2 separate regions of the Homo sapiens genome follow, and region 2 is linked to region 1. The links are chromatin contacts, found by Hi-C or POLR2A ChIA-PET in ENCODE. All regions are on one chromosome and are shown on one strand. The core of a region is the stretch at or near the end of the contact, and the rest is flanking DNA. Distances in the headings are between cores, read along the strand shown. Region 1 holds the start of DENND6B (DENN domain containing 6B). Region 2 holds the start of PIM3 (Pim-3 proto-oncogene, serine/threonine kinase).

What was found. A loop is a pair of places that touch in the nucleus more often than their neighbours do. ChIA-PET counts read pairs that join two places held with the same protein, here RNA polymerase II (POLR2A). Pooled maps may share reads with other maps.
Region 2: a loop to region 1 is called in a pooled map, with 3 times the contacts of the local background. The contact joins the promoter of PIM3 here to the promoter of DENND6B in region 1. A Hi-C loop is called at or near these places in 2 of 37 single-sample maps with no recorded cell type and 5 of 50 pooled maps. POLR2A ChIA-PET finds 5 or more read pairs at or near these places in 2 of 52 experiments (GM10248 and HEK293).

What each region holds. Positions count from the first base shown.
Region 1 is chr22:50,324,984-50,330,036 of GRCh38, forward strand. It overlaps DENND6B (DENN domain containing 6B), which reads right to left and starts at 2,029. Exons shown (of 20, transcript NM_001001794.4): 1 at 1,829-2,029. The coding sequence starts at 2,005. RefSeq lists a silencer at 1,778-2,417.
Region 2 is chr22:49,958,558-49,963,610 of GRCh38, forward strand. It overlaps PIM3 (Pim-3 proto-oncogene, serine/threonine kinase), which reads left to right and starts at 2,215. Exons shown (of 6, transcript NM_001001852.4): 1 at 2,215-2,475; 2 at 2,568-2,677; 3 at 2,761-2,811; 4 at 2,885-3,254; 5 at 4,132-4,308; 6 at 4,383-5,053. The coding sequence starts at 2,391. The coding sequence ends at 4,570. MIR6821 (microRNA 6821) reads left to right here and starts at 4,309; the gene lies at 4,309-4,382. RefSeq lists silencers at 1,188-1,247, 1,388-1,667, 1,708-2,347, 2,398-2,547, 2,688-2,737 and 2 more.

The DNA.
Region 1 (5,053 bases), core at 779-3,278:
GTGGGTGCTCCCTAAGTCTGTAAGTGACTAAAACGACCTCGATCTTCCCTGTGACTTCCAGGTGAGGGAGGAAAGGCAAGAGTCATGTGCTCAGGCCCCGGTGGATCCACTGCCAGGTTTCTGCACAGACTCAGTGATCTGCAGGTGCCCAGATCATTGCTATGGAGGGTTTCGCTCATGGACCTGGGTCCCCAACACTCTGCCAGCTGACCATGCCCCTAGTCCGAGCTGAGCATCCCCAGCAAAAGCTCAGGAGTCCAAGCACACACAGCCTTCAACAGCTCAGAAATAACTTTCCGAATGGGTTTTAGAAAATAACACGAGAATGTCTTAAGGAACAGAGGAACCTCCTTTTTTTTTTTTTTTTTTTTTGAGATGGAGTCTCACTTTGTCGCCCAAGCTGGAGCGCAATGGTGCAATCTCTGCTCACTGCAACCTCCCCCTCCCGGGTTCAAGCCATTCTCCTCCTCAGTCTCCCGAGTAGCTAGGACTACAGGAGTGTGCCACCTCGCCCGGCTAATTTCTGTATTTTTAGTGGAGATGTGGTTTCACCATGTTGGCCAGGATGGTCTCAAACTGCTGACCTTGTGATCTGCCTGCCTCGGCCTCTCAAAGTGCTGGGATTACAGGCATGAGTCACCGCGTCCGGCCAGGAACCTCTTAACTTCTTTTGTGATTTTGTGGGGAACAATCTGGGCAACAGTATTGAACTAAGAAAGGTTTTCAACCCTGGGCAGGTCACCACACTTCTTGGTACTCAGCCCCCACCCAGTGATGCTGTTTGAGGCTGTGCACCTGCTGGGGACCGTGTGTGGTGGGAGGGGCTCCAGAGAGTGCTAGAGTTAATGCTTTTCTGTTTAGAAGACTATATGCTTCTCATGGCCTCTTGGAGTTCAGCAGGGCCTTAGAAAGCATCTCCCAACCACAGAGACGCGCTGCCTGGCTTTCCTGATGATGATGATTTGGCCTGATCTTGGACACCTGCGGTAATAGAGAGCTCACTACCCCTCACGAGGTTCCTTGCGCCAGCGCGGGGAAGCCTCCCTCCATCTGCAGGTGGGCCTCCCCTGTGCTGGTCAGCTCCCTGGTGTGTGTTACACAGGACACAGAGAAGATCATCCTGCGGGGCCTCCCTGGAGGAAAGGAGGCTGCCTGTGTGGGTAGGTGAGTGGAGGCCTGCAGGCAGCAGAAAGACCACATCGAAAGCCCATGGGCACAGCCGATGAACAGACCCCCACGAGCAAGAACACCACAAGACGCAGGTGGAGGGACGGGGCCCATGGGGTCTGGATCTGATGCTAGGTGAACAAGGAGGCGCTGCAGGGTTTTAAGCAGGAGAGCCACAAAGGTTGAACTCTGGGGTGCAGCTGGGGTGGGGATGACATCAGTGATGGCAGCAAAGGAACGGATCCGAGACCTTTGTTGCAGAAGGAGCCGTCAGCCTCGCCTATGCCCAGAGATGGGATGCGGAGCGGAGGGTAAGCCCGGGACTCTGGCGGGAGCCACTGAGGGGATGAAGGTGTCACTGCTCCGGTGGGGAATGGAGGGGGGAGATGTGAGACATTTACTGGGAAAAATCGAAAGAGTACCACTTAGGTTATGCAAAATGCTCCATCCCAATGTGAAGACAAGATCCGACTCCGAGCAGCTCGCCTTCCCTCCTCGGCCTGGGGAGCGCTTCTGGAGCCCGGAGAAGAGGCCCCTCCAGGAGGCGGCGGCCGAAGGCCAGGGAGAGTGCGGGGCGGCCGAGGGCCCCAAGCGAGGCGGGACTGGCCCCGAGAGGCGCAGCCCTGCCCACCCGCCCGCGCCCGCGCTCGCGCCCGCTCACCTCCAGCGCCTGGCCCAGCTCCAGGTCGAAGGTGACCACGCACACACACTCCAGCCAGGCGGAGAAGCGCGCCCAGGGCGCCGCCGGGGTCCGCGCCGCGCGACCTGAAGACGTGGGTCCAGCCGCGCCCAGGCAGCCGCGAGCCCGGCGAGGCCCTGTGCCCAACAGCGCGTCCATGGCGGCGGCCGCGGGTTGCCGGGGAAACGCGGGCGGGGGCGGCGCGCGTCCGGGCCGCTCCTCAGAACAGTCGAGCGGCCGCCGCGGCCCAGTGCGGCTCCCGCGCGGCCGCGCGCCCCCTAGCGCCCGAGAAGCGCCAGCGGCCGGGCGCCGCCCAGGGCACCAGCGAGCCGGACGCGCGCGGGCCAGAGCGGCCGGAGCCCACTGGGGGACTTCCGGGGAAGCGGCCGAACTGGGGCCTTCCAGGGTCCACGCCGTCTGAGGCCCGAGAGAGTCGGTTCGGCCCCGGTGTTCGCGGATCCCGGCTCGCGGGAGCCTCGGGGCCAGGCCAGGGAGGCAGAGCAAGCTGCAGCCAGCCGGCGCCGGGCTCGTCGGGCTTCGCAGGTCCGGCCAGCCTACCTCGCCCCACCGCGCAGGGGCCAGCGGCGTCGCGGGCGTTTTCGTGGCGGAATGGCGTCCTCACTGAGCGCCCAGCCACCACCGCGGACTCGCGCTCGCTTCCTCTGGGGCCCGCGCGGCCTGGGGTCGTGTCTGACCGCGGGTGTCCACGCAACACCTCTGCAGTTTCACTTTCCGGGGGAATCGCGGGGACCTGGAGCGAACTCTTCCCTCCCTCGCGAGGGCCCCGGGCCCCGCTGTGGTCCACAGAGCACCTTGAGGCCCGGCGTGGAAGGGCGAGTTTGGGGCTGTCGGTAACTTAATGAGGCACGCCTTTGAGTCGTGGGCCTCATGACGTTTCCGTGGAAGGCGGGCCGCATATACTGTGGTGGTCCCTTCAGATTACCACGTGTTGGCCAGACGCGGTGGCTCACGCCTGTAATCTCACCGCTTTGGGAGGCCGAGGTGGGGTGGCGGATCACGAATCCAGGAAATCGAGACCAACCTGGTGAAACCCTGTCTCTACTGAAAATACAAAAATTAGCCGGGCGTGGTGGCTGGCGAGCGCCGTAACCCCAGCTATTGGGGAGGCTGAGGCAGGAGAATCGTTTGAACCCCGGAGGCGAAGCTTGCAGTGAGCTGAGATGTCGCCATTGCACTCCAGCCTGGGCGACAGAGTGAGACTCCATCTCAAAAATAAAAAAATAAAAGATTACCACGTGTTGTTCGGATCATCTGGCCTAGGTGTGGGGTAGGCTGTCCCATCTAGGTTTGTCACATAACAAAATCGCCTAATGACACATTTCTCAGGACATAGCTTCACCGTTGAGTAGCACATGGCCGTATTGTTTTTTGTTTGTTTGTTTCTGTTGTTTTTTTTGAGACAGAATGTTGCTCTTGTTGCCCAGGCAGGAGTGCAATGGCATGGTCTTGGCTCACTGCAACCTCTGCCTACTGGGTTCGAGCGATTCTCCTGCCTCAGCCTCCCGAGTAGCTGGAATTACAGGCGTGCACCACCACGCCAGGCTAATTTCTGTATTTTTGGTAGAAACGGTTTCACCATTTTGGCCAGGCTGGTCTCGAACTCCTGAGCTCAGGTGATCTGCCCGCCTCGGCCTCCCAAAGTGTTGAGATTACAGGCGTGAGCCACTATGCCAGGCCCGACTGTATAGCTTTTATTTTTATTTTTAGAGGAAAGGTCTCACTCTCTCCCAGGATGGAGTGCAGTGGCCCATTGCAGCTCACTGCAGCCTCGATCTCCTGGCTCAAGCTATCCTGCCACTCAGTCTCCTAGGTAGCTGAGGCTACAGGCACACGCCGCCATACCCCATTATTTTTTTATTTTTATTTTTTGTTCGTTTTTGTGGAGATGGGGTCTCGTGCTGCCTGGGCTCATTTTCATTTCTCTTGGGCGTGCATAGAAACCAAATTGCTGAGGCATAACCTGGGTATATGTTTAGCTTTCCCCAAAGCAGCCATACATTTAAAAACATTCCTACCAGGCCAGGCGAGGTGGCTCATGCCTGTAATCCCAGCACTTTGGGAGGCTGAGGCTAGTGGATCACCTGAGGTCAGGAGTTTGAGACCAACCTGGCCGACATGGTGAAAACCTGTCTCTACTAAAAAATACAAAAATTAGCCAGGCATGGTGGCGGTCACCTGTGATCCTAGCTACTCAGGAGGCTAAGGCATGAGATCGCTTGAACCTGGGAGGTGGAGGTTGCAGTGAGCCGAGATCAAGCCACTGCACTCCAGCCTGTGTGACAGAGCGAGACTTTGTCTCAAAAAAAGATAAAAAAAGAAAATGGAAACATTCCTACCAACAGTTTATGTTTCCTTTGCTCCACATCCTTCCCAACATTTGGTGTTGCCAAGCGTCTTCATTGTAGCCAGCCAATGAGTGGGTAGTGGTATCTTGTGATTTTTAAAATTTTGTTTATTTTATAGAGAAGAGATCTCATCCTATCACCCAGGCTGAAGTTCAGTGATGTCATCATAGCTCACTGCAGCCTGGAACTCCTGGGCTCAAGGGATCCTCCTTCATTGGCCTCCCAAGTAGCTGTAACTACAGGCATGTGCCACCGTGCCTGGGTATTCTTGTGGTTTTGATTTGCATTTCCCTGATTACTAATGGTCTTGAGCATTTTTTTCCCCTGTGGTTATTGCATGCCATCATTGTAAGATGTACTCTGATTTTGAGGTAGGAGGCAGAACTTTATTCCAGACCAGATTAAAGACTGGCTGAAGGCCGGGCGCGGTGGCTCACGCCTGTAATCCTAACACTTTGGGAGGCCGAAAAGGCGAGCAGATCAGCAGATCGAGACCATCCTGGCTAACACGGTGAAACCTCATCTCTACTAAAAGTACAGAAAATTAGCCGGGTGTGGTGGCTGGTGCCTGTAGTCTCAGCTACTCGGGAGGCTGAGGCAGGAGAATCACTTGAACCCAGGAGGCGGAGGTTGCAATGAGCTGAGATCGCACCACTGCACTCCAGCCTGGGCGACAGAGGGAGACTCTGTCTCAAAAAAAAAAAAAAAAAAAAAAAGCTGGCTGAAACTGGGAAGAGGCAAAAGCACCGCTCCATGAGACATGCCCACCAGTGCCATCTCTGTTTACCATTGCCATGGCAACACCCACAAGTTACTGCCGCTTCCCATGATAACCACCCCA
Region 2 (5,053 bases), core at 965-3,464, 370 kb before region 1:
CGGAGGCTTTCACCGAGGCCTGTGTGGCAGGAATCCCATCTGGAGGCCTGGAGGAATCTCCAGCACACCTGGAGTGAGCGGGAGGAGGGCCGTGGAGGACAGGCACACCGTGCTTTCTGAAGGAGCAAGTCCTCCTGGATCTTAGTTAAGGGACACTTGAGGGTTTCAGAGCAAGACCCGGGGCCTAGGGAGAGCCAGGGTGGGGTGCCTGCCCGCCAGAGCCTGGTCTTCTACGGCCAGGATGACTCAGGGAAGACTGGCCTGGAGCCTGACATGTCAGACTCAAGGAAGACTAGCCTGACATGTCAGGCTGAGGACCCTCGCCCCTCCAGACTGACATGAACTCAACTGTAGTGGTCACCCCCTAGACCTACCGTGCTCTCCAGCATCTCTGCCCACCTCTGCTGCGTGTCCAGCACAGAAGAGGGCAGCCCCACTGGACCCTCAGGTAGGTCCCCGGGAGGACCCACATGGGCAGCAGCCCCTCCTCCTTCGCAGGTGCTGTGTGGATACTGCTGGAGGGGAAGGCTTGGGGTGTCATCCTACCAGGGATCTGATCTCGGGGGAGCCCTGTGCTGGGTGCGTGGTGGGTGGGGGAAGGCTAACCCACCAGCCCCAACCCTGCCCTCGTACTGCGGGAGAGAACTGGACAGAGCTCTGGGAAGCAGCGGCTGGAGGGGGAGGGGCCTGGGGACAAACAATGTCGCGTTGGCTTTGATCCTCAGGACCCAAGGGACAGGAAGAGATGAGCTAGGCAAGAGAGGAGCCCCCAGGAGCACAGGCATGGGCCCAGGCAGCGGGCGACGAAGCGAGCCCCAGAGGGCGCCCAGATGGCAGGTGGGCCTGGGCCAGTCCCGAGAGCCACAGCCTCAGAAGAGCTGAACAGGGGAGTGGTGTGTGAGTGGTCAGCGCAGGGACAGCGATGGTGACTGTATAGAGATGAGAGGTCAGACTTAGGGGAGGCTGGAAGCTCCGAGGCAAGTGTGTGTGCGCGCTGACGGTCACACCAGACCGCCCGGGGATGTCTGCCACAATATTTAGACCCCTGAGGGCCACTGAGAACGCCTGGCAGTGCCAAGAGGACCAGCCCCTGGGCCCTCTGGCCCCCAACTCTCAACCCACTAGCCCTGGGGCTGGCGGGTGGCCACTCACGTCCTGGAACCCTGAGCTGCTCTCAGGCCGGTGACTTTGGACCAATGTTGGCAATCTGTGGGTTTGCACCAAACCACACAGGTGAGTCAGACTTCTGTACAGAGAGCAGGGAAGGGGCACGACAGGGTGAAGTCCAGACCAGGGCAATGTGTACCCCGGCTGTTCAGCCTTTGAGTGCGGCTGTCGCAGCAATCAAGGTGGGCTCCCTGGTGGAGGTGGACAGCAGCTGCTGGAGAGCCCGGAGGGCAGCCAGGACCGTGTCAGACGGCAGGAGTCGGGCGGGGCCACTCCAGGCACCGGCCAGCAGGGCAGAGGTACCAGGGAGGGCCCTCGGGCTGCGGGCGTGAGGTCAGAGCCCAGGGTGAGGAGGAAGCATCTCCAGCCAGGTGCGCTCTCGGCCCCCGCCGGGGCTGCGAGGCTGGGGGCGCTGCCGCTGCGAGGGCTTCCAGAGGAGCCGGCGCTACCTCCCCGCGCGCCCGGCCACGTGCGCGACGGGATGCGCAGACAGCCGGGGACGCAGACTGGCGGCGTGTGTCACCTCGAGGCCGCGGGACAAGCGCAGGTCGCCTCCCGCACTCCCACACCCCCAGGAACCCTGCTCGGGGCCGGCGGGTGACCTTCCTAGGCACTGCTGGGGGCGGAGCCAGGAAACGGCTCGCCCCGCCATTGGCTGGGGCGCCGGATTTCTTTAAAAACTCCGGCTTCCATTGGCTCGTGCAGTCCCTCCTCGTTCTGCCCGAGGCGCCACGGCCGCCACCCGCGCGGGCACTGCGCCTGCGCGGAGTGAGAGCGTGAGCGCGGAGAGCGGACCGACGCGACACGCCGTGCGCCTCCGCGGCTGCGCTACGAAAACGAGTCCCGGAGCGGCCCCGCGCCCGCCGCACCCGGCCCTCGCCCGCCCGAAGACAGGCGCCAAGCTGCCCCGCCGTCTCCCCAGCTAGCGCCCGGCCGCCGCCGCCTCGCGGGCCCCGGGCGGAAGGGGGCGGGGTCCCGATTCGCCCCGCCCCCGCGGAGGGATACGCGGCGCCGCGGCCCAAAACCCCCGGGCGAGGCGGCCGGGGCGGGTGAGGCGCTCCGCCTGCTGCGCGTCTACGCGGTCCCCGCGGGCCTTCCGGGCCCACTGCGCCGCGCGGACCGCCTCGGGCTCGGACGGCCGGTGTCCCCGGCGCGCCGCTCGCCCGGATCGGCCGCGGCTTCGGCGCCTGGGGCTCGGGGCTCCGGGGAGGCCGTCGCCCGCGATGCTGCTCTCCAAGTTCGGCTCCCTGGCGCACCTCTGCGGGCCCGGCGGCGTGGACCACCTCCCGGTGAAGATCCTGCAGCCAGGTACGCGCGGGGCCGGCGGGGCCGGGGCCGGGGCCAGGGCGGGGACCGGGGGCGCCCCGGGCCGCACCAACCCCGCCCGCGCCTCCCTGCAGCCAAGGCGGACAAGGAGAGCTTCGAGAAGGCGTACCAGGTGGGCGCCGTGCTGGGTAGCGGCGGCTTCGGCACGGTCTACGCGGGTAGCCGCATCGCCGACGGGCTCCCGGTGAGTCGGACCGCCGGGCGGGCCCGGGTTTCTCGCGCGCCTTGCGCCTCGCTTGGCCCGGCCTGACCCCCGCGTCTCCGCAGGTGGCTGTGAAGCACGTGGTGAAGGAGCGGGTGACCGAGTGGGGCAGCCTGGTAAGTTGGGGCACGGGCGGCGGCGGCGGCGGGGGGCGGGCGCGGGGCTTTTGCTGACCGCCGTGTCCCCCAGGGCGGCGCGACCGTGCCCCTGGAGGTGGTGCTGCTGCGCAAGGTGGGCGCGGCGGGCGGCGCGCGCGGCGTCATCCGCCTGCTGGACTGGTTCGAGCGGCCCGACGGCTTCCTGCTGGTGCTGGAGCGGCCCGAGCCGGCGCAGGACCTCTTCGACTTTATCACGGAGCGCGGCGCCCTGGACGAGCCGCTGGCGCGCCGCTTCTTCGCGCAGGTGCTGGCCGCCGTGCGCCACTGCCACAGCTGCGGGGTCGTGCACCGCGACATTAAGGACGAAAATCTGCTTGTGGACCTGCGCTCCGGAGAGCTCAAGCTCATCGACTTCGGTTCGGGTGCGCTGCTCAAGGACACGGTCTACACCGACTTCGACGGTGAGCGCGGGCGCGGGGCAGGGAACGTTCCGGGGGCCTTGCCGGCGGGTTAACGCCTGCAGGGGCGGCACATGGAGGGGCTGATGACTGTTGGGCGGCCGCGCGCCCTGGGTCTGCTCTCGTGGGGAGCAGAGGCCCACGCGCTACCCTGGGGAGGGCTGAGCGAGGGATCAAGAGCGGGATCGTGCTGGGTGGGGGCTAGGGGCGCGCTCAATATTGCTTCCTCCATCGCGTTGGGGGGTACGGGGCCTCTTGCCCCGGTGTGGGAGGCGCGTGACATCCTTCCGGCCCGAGAGACCCCCGGCTGGGGGCGGTAGCGGAGGAGTCTCCGTGCGTGACGCAGGGCGCAGCCGGGCTGGGTCTGCGCCGGGAGCCTGGAGGCCCCCGCGGCGCGGTTGGAGTGGCGGGGCCTCCCCTGCGTGGGGGCGGGAGCTGCGTGCGTGCGGAGCGCGGGGGCGCGGCGGCAGAAATCCCCGCATTGCGGAGCTTGGGGAAGCCGGGGCTCCCCGCCCGCCCCTCCCTCCTCCCTCCCTCTCTCCCCTCCCCCCGTTCCCGCAGGCAGGCGCGCCGGGCGGTAAGGGACCCGCGCTGTCCCCCCCCCACCCAGGTAGCCTCACAGCGCATCTGTTTGTTGTGAAAGCCGAGCTCTTACTCATGTGACCTGCTCCTCCCCCGCGGCCGGCGGAGGGGGACGGCCGGCCCCTCCCCCAGCCCCCCCATCGCCTGCCGGGGTTTTTCCAGGGTGATGACGAGCAGGATTTTGAGGCCTGGCTCTGCTTCCTGTTACTGAGGCCAGGGAGTTAACCAGCAGGGACCTCGCCGTCTGTTGAGCGGCTCTGCCTCTGTGGTGGGCGTGCTAAGCCCTGTGTCCCCTTAGGCACCCGAGTGTACAGCCCCCCGGAGTGGATCCGCTACCACCGCTACCACGGGCGCTCGGCCACCGTGTGGTCGCTGGGCGTGCTTCTCTACGATATGGTGTGTGGGGACATCCCCTTCGAGCAGGACGAGGAGATCCTCCGAGGCCGCCTGCTCTTCCGGAGGAGGGTCTCTCCAGGTGCGTGGTGGCTCGAGGCGGGGGTGGGGGCCTCGCCCTGCTTGGGCCCTCCCTGACCTCTCCGCTCCGCACAGAGTGCCAGCAGCTGATCCGGTGGTGCCTGTCCCTGCGGCCCTCAGAGCGGCCGTCGCTGGATCAGATTGCGGCCCATCCCTGGATGCTGGGGGCTGACGGGGGCGTCCCGGAGAGCTGTGACCTGCGGCTGTGCACCCTCGACCCTGATGACGTGGCCAGCACCACGTCCAGCAGCGAGAGCTTGTGAGGAGCTGCACCTGACTGGGAGCTAGGGGACCACCTGCCTTGGCCAGACCTGGGACGCCCCCAGACCCTGACTTTCTCCTGCGTGGGCCGTCTCCTCCTGCGGAAGCAGTGACCTCTGACCCCTGGTGACCTTCGCTTTGAGTGCCTTTTGAACGCTGGTCCCGCGGGACTTGGTTTTCTCAAGCTCTGTCTGTCCAAAGACGCTCCGGTCGAGGTCCCGCCTGCCCTGGGTGGATACTTGAACCCCAGACGCCCCTCTGTGCTGCTGTGTCCGGAGGCGGCCTTCCCATCTGCCTGCCCACCCGGAGCTCTTTCCGCCGGCGCAGGGTCCCAAGCCCACCTCCCGCCCTCAGTCCTGCGGTGTGCGTCTGGGCACGTCCTGCACACACAATGCAAGTCCTGGCCTCCGCGCCCGCCCGCCCACGCGAGCCGTACCCGCCGCCAACTCTGTTATTTATGGTGTGACCCCCTGGAGGTGCCCTCG